Regions from separate parts of the Homo sapiens genome. Here region 2 is linked to region 1. Evidence: read pairs that join two places in POLR2A ChIA-PET (ENCODE). Cell type or tissue: HepG2. All regions are shown on one strand. Each heading gives the region's core, and the rest is flanking DNA. Links, peaks and the distances in the headings are about the cores only. Region 1 has its middle 140 kb from the start of BTC. Region 2 has its middle 4.7 kb from the start of AREG.

Region 1 (2,920 bases), core at 181-2,680:
GGCAGGCAAAGTGTGCATCACTATGGCACAAGTATGTTTGTGCTTTTCCCTCTTTCACCATCTTCCTTCCAACCAGGTCTTCTAGATACATATGGACCATTAAGTAGTAGTGTTGATACTCTTGTTTGTCTCCTTCATCCCAAAGTATTTGTTTAATATCCAGCAATGTGATGAGGAAGGTGAGGCCTCCTCCAAGAGCTGGAGCTGCACATGGGTGAGTTCATGGTAGCCTCAGGTTTAGGGCATGGTCCTGGAAGGGAGCAGTTATTTTCTTTTCTTCATCTAGATCTGCCTAATTTATGTGTGTGTGTACATGTGTGTGTATATATGAATTGCTTTTCCACAGGAATTGCTTTTTCATTGTGAGCATTTGATAAATCCTGGTCTCTCATGCTTTATTTCATGCACCTGTAATTCAGGCACACAGATTTATCTAGACTATGACTCAAGGATCTCTGAGGTTTATACTGAATTTCTAGACTTAGCTTAAAGTTTCATCTTTGTTAATATGAAGTGGTTCCACAGATGAACAAACAGTGCCAAACACGAAGTGAGGTGTACCGACGGTCCATTTTTACGTTATCATTTTGATTCTATTAGCCACCAGCTTGAATACTGCCAGATGTGAGTGCCAGAGTGAAAGTGGTGAAGAAAAGTTGATACATCTGAGCCAAAAGGAGATATGCTGAGTTCCACTTTAAACTTAGAGGACTACTTAAGGGAAGTATTGCTTCTTGAGTTGAAAGCAATAAGCACAATCCAGTAAATTCAATCTCTTTTGGAGGGGAGTCTGCCTCAGGATCTGGTCTTTTTACTCATGTCAAGACCAATTCCTTCCTAAATTCCCCTGCACAAAGAGAATGCATGGACTGAGGGGCTATGTGCTAGAATCTCTCTTGGTTTAAGATTTTACCCTATTTGCCAAGGACTAGAGGGTAAGGAAGTATAGTTTGTGGAAAGGAATTAAGATAAAGTCATCGACCTGCATGTTATGTCTCATAGCATGAAGAAAAGCACTAAAAGTTCATTGTCATCCTTAGTATATACGAATTGTCAGAAACCCACCCAATGGGGAAAGGGATTTTGTCTTTTTCTCTGGTGGGGCTAGAAAAGTACCTAGTAAAAGATCAATGGATATTTATTGAAAAATTGAATCAATGCATCGATGAAGACCTTACATTCTGTCACACTTATCTGAGTCAGAATTCATTTGCCCCTGATAAATAAATTCTCCTGCTTCAGGCCTCAGGTCAGATCAAAAGAGGAGACCACATCATAATGGGGTGATTTACCAGCTCGGATCCACATCATACTCATCATTTTTCACTTACAAACACATTACAGTTTGAGGAACAGAAAGCATGACTGTACATCCCTGCAAATACTTGTCAGCTTGTGAACAGGTCCAGAGATAACCCACTAGATAAGTCGGTTGCATCATTCAAGAAAATCATTTACTAGACCGAGAAGGAATCCAGCTTTTTCTTGCACGCAATGGGCAGGTGAGTTCAGAGAACAAGGGAACATGCTGTAGGATTTTCGCTGCGTTTCAAGCATTGCAGTGCAGTTACAAGTTAGGGTGAGCTGGGTCAGTTTACTTAGCACAGCTTACCATTGCGTTTCGTCAGAGGATCAATAGGTAAATTTCTTGTGACTGGGCTCTGGAAAACCCAACTCTCACCTGGAAAGGTCAGAAGAAAAAAAAATACATAAACAGTTAACATTAATTTTCTATGGGAATTAGCCCCTCTTCCATTTGTAGCTCTAGGTTTGTGCACAAATTGATAAGCCACCAGGTAATCCTAGGAAAAGTACTACAATTATCTTTGTGGATGTTTGTCTGGACTCTATGCTGTACTCTGCTCCTGAGTTATTAAGAAGTAGCTAACCTTCTTCATACCTGAAACCTACTGATGTCTAAAGATGTAAGAGATTATATAGATTCTTCTCTAAGGAAAAGCAGTAGGAAAAAATATTCTGATCTTTTTCTGTGATTTCCTTCTCAGTTTTGTGCCAATTTCTAGACATATTTACAGAATATAATTATAGAAATCAAACGGTATCAAACAAAGCATCTTTGGTCTGTCATGAATATTCAGTCCTAAGATAAAACAAATCAGTTTAGATTTGAGGAAGATTAGAAAGAAGATTTGTGGAATGACGTTTAAGAAGTTAAGAATGCCTGGTTTCATTCAGAATTTTCAGATGTGTCCTATTGGTGAATGGGCTTTATTTGTAGTTCCTATGTAAGTTTACATTTTTTCGGTAATGTTTAAAACGTTTTCTGCTAAGATTGCCTTTCTAACTCAGAATTTCCTTCCGTGCTCTGAGAGGATTTGTTCTAGAGATAAGCATCGATATCTATGGCTAATAATTATTTAACAGTTATGACTTACTAGCATTACAACGACTCTGTGAGACAGATTCTACATTGGTCTGAGGTTTGGATAGCTTTATTTATTTTTTTTTAAAAGGCCTTTTTATTAACTCTAAATTGAACATTAAGCTAAGCACTTGAACTACAAAACTAGAGAAATTATAATAAAAAAATCTCTGTAGTCTTGAGGAGGCAAAGATTTCTTAGAGCAAAAACAAAGAAACAATAACAAGGAAAAATGCACCCAGCATTGAAAAATGTTAAGAAACTAAAAGGTAAATCACAGATTAGGAGACAATATTATAAAATTATGTCTGATAAATAACACAATTGAGTAAGAAGAGGATAACCTGATTTTAAAATGATTTGAACCCATGCTTTACAAAAGAAGATATAAGAAATGCATGAAGTCCATAGAAGGATCCCCAATATCACAGTCATCAGGGACATGTAAATTCATACTGTGATGGAGTACTACTACAAACCCACTAGAATGGATAAAAATCAAAAGATCTACAATGCTGAGATATGGTAAAGATGTAG
Region 2 (2,920 bases), core at 284-2,783, 210 kb after region 1:
CCAATGTATAAGCAACATTCCCTATATTATTAATAAATGCACTAGCTCCATTTAGATATATATATAATGTTCATTTTATTTTATAATTTATCCATACTGAAGAATACATCCATCAGGCTGGGCACGGTGGCTCACGCCTGTAATCCCAGCACTTTGGGAGGCCAAGGCAGGTGGATCATCTCAGGTCAGGAGTTTGAGACCAGCCTGGCCAACATGATGAAACCCTGTCTCTACTAAAATGACAAAACTTAGCCGGGTGCAGTGGCAGGCACCTGTAGTCCCAGCTACTCAGGAGTGGGGACTGAGGCAGGGGAATCACTTGAATGCGGGAGACGGAGATCGCAGTGAGCCAAGATCATGCCACCGCACTCCAGACTGGGTGACAGAGAGTGAGACTCTGTATCAAAATACATATATATATATATATATATATATATATATATATATATATATAATTTTTAGTTCCTTCAAAAAGAAGCCTTAACTGAGCATTTTGAGTACCTTGATATACCAATAAAGTCAAATTACAGTTGACTTTTTAACACTGTGGTGTGAAAGGGTGCCTACCTGACATGAGAAAAATCCATGTATAACTTTTGACTCCCCCAGAACTTAACCTCTAATTCCCTACTGGTGCCCAGAACACTTATTGATAATATAAAGTTGTTTAACATTATTTTGTGTGTTATATGTATTGTATACTCTCTTCTTACAATAGGTTAGAGATAAAAATTCTTAAGAAAATCATAAGAGAAATATATTTACTATTTATTAAGCAAAAGTGGTAATTATAAAGGTCTTTATCCTCATTATCTTCATGTTGAATAGGCTGAGGAGGAGAAGGAAGAGGAAGGGCTGGTCTTGCTGTCTCAGGAGTGGCAGAAGCAGAAGAGGTGGAAGGGGAGGCAGGAAATATTTTTAGGCCATACAGTTCATCTGCAGATTTTTTCAAATTGTTGCAAATCTCAGAAAACTTTTCCAATACATTTACTGAAAAAAGTCTCTGTTTAAGTGGACCTTCGTATTTCAAACCCATAATGTTCAAGGCTCAACTATACTTTCACGGCCTCAACAGTGTGGCTTTTGCAGAGCAAGAACTGGCAGATGGGGCTGAGGGCAGTGGATGATTATATACAATAGAAACTAAGTAAATGTAATATGCTATTGAGGCAGGAGAATAGGTTCTGGAGGCAGGGAACCTAAGGCCAACTCAGGCTGACTGGATATCAGAGGCTACTCCCTTTGAAACCCTCCTTTTGCTGTGCAGCAGTTGCTGCCTGGCAGCTGGAAAATGAAAGTACCTCTGATTGGTCCGCTCCCACAACCAATCAGACTGGTCACAGGCTTATGCTTCAACCAATCAGATTGATCGCAGGTCACTAGCGTGAACCAATAGGAAACCTTTAGAGGGTATATAAACTCCAGAAAATTCTGTAACCAGTGCTCCTGAGCTTCTTGTTTGAGGTCGCTTCTTCCTTGTGAAGTGTACTTTCATTTAAAATAAATCTGTGCTTTGGCTTGCCTTGCTTGTGTGCTTTGTTCAGTTCTTTGTTCTAAAGGCCAAGAACCTGGACAACTACCCTCAACCAGTAACATGTTTTGGCAAGCCAGCCAGGAGGTAAGCCCAAAGTTTAGGTTTTATATTTCTTTTTCTCTCTCTCTTTTCCTTTCCAACTCAGGACCTTCGGTGGACAGCGTCTAAGCATGGAGGCAACTGCAGGTTTCTGGCCGGGGCCACTCTGTGGTGAAACTGAAAGGTTTCGCCGGGGCCACAGCCTGGTTTTGGTGAGGGACCTGAGTCCTTTTCTTTCTCGGTCTTTCAGTGGCTGTTTCCTAGTAGCCCCTGGGTAATTGAGGGTAACTGGCTGGGACCACTCTCCAGTGTTACTTGAAAGCGGAGGAGTGAATGAGGATAGCTGGCCTTGCCCAGAAGGGGAAAGAACTATTTTCTATCTTATAGTCTCTGATCCCTATGTGTGACAGAATTGGCAGCAGCGGCTTGTCCAGGGCGAATTCACACACATTTCAGGTGACTTAAACCTTCTTCCATTATACTAAATAAATTCTCCTCTTCCCCTACTTGACTTGTTAAGGGCAAGCCGGGGGTTTGGCCATGTTGTAGATGGTCTGTGTGAGTCATGGGGGACAAGGTGTGATTCGTGGAAGGTAATCTATTATAATTTAATCTTGCCTAAATTTAGAGAGTTAAAGAATTGTTTTAAGTGGGATAGGAAAACCCAAAGGGTTGTAACTGTAGAAGTCGAAGCCTTCTAGAAGCTGAGGTCTTCATCCGGGGACAAGAAGGAAAGTTCATAGTGGGTCATCAGTGGTGAAAGTGGTGCCAGCACTCATCTAAGGTCAGAGGCATCTGACAGACTAAGTCAGGGGCTCTAAAGTGGGGAAACCCCCAGGGACCCCGGTCAGGACCCAAAATTCTTCCAGGAGGACACCCCGGATAAAATTTGGGTCTTCTAATACTTTGCTAAGTCCAGACCACTATGGGCAATTCTCCATCTATCACACCTGATTCTTCTATGGGCAACTCTCCATCTGTTCCACTTGATTCCCCGCTTGGCTGCATCCTCCACCATTGGACACTATCCTGCAATTAGGCCTATTTTGTACAAGTCAGGGCAAATGGTCAGAAATCCCATATGTACAGGTCTTCATGGCCCTATACCAAAACCTAATAGATATTATAGATGACCCCCTTTTACAAGAGCCACCTGTCTCAGGGTGAACAGCAACCACCCCCATATAGCCCCTTGCCAAGTGTTCCTGAGGCTAAAACCCAGCACTGGGGACCTTACCAAGTCCCCCTCACACTCAGAGGTGAACACCATATTTGACTCTCCCTCTATCCCTTCTACTCCTTAAGGAAGTAGCAAGAGCTGAGGGGCAATTCCTAGTGCAGGCTCCT

The links. Peaks named below come from ENCODE experiments on the same cell type or tissue, not always from the same donor. Only the 100,000 strongest peaks of a DNase experiment are listed, where the experiment ranks them.
Region 2: POLR2A ChIA-PET joins it to region 1 with 11 read pairs; 4 of 35 experiments call an interaction of 5 or more read pairs at or near these places.

What each region holds. Positions count from the first base shown.
Region 1 is chr4:74,652,954-74,655,873 of GRCh38, reverse strand. No RefSeq gene overlaps it. Among named protein-coding and RNA genes, the nearest start is that of BTC, 140 kb to the left of the region's middle. RefSeq lists an enhancer at 696-1,895. In HepG2, for the core only: no CTCF peak of the experiment used is centred there; a DNase peak (open chromatin) is centred at 1,463.
Region 2 is chr4:74,438,977-74,441,896 of GRCh38, reverse strand. No RefSeq gene overlaps it. Among named protein-coding and RNA genes, the nearest start is that of AREG, 4.7 kb to the left of the region's middle. In HepG2, for the core only: no CTCF peak of the experiment used is centred there; a DNase peak (open chromatin) is centred at 1,356.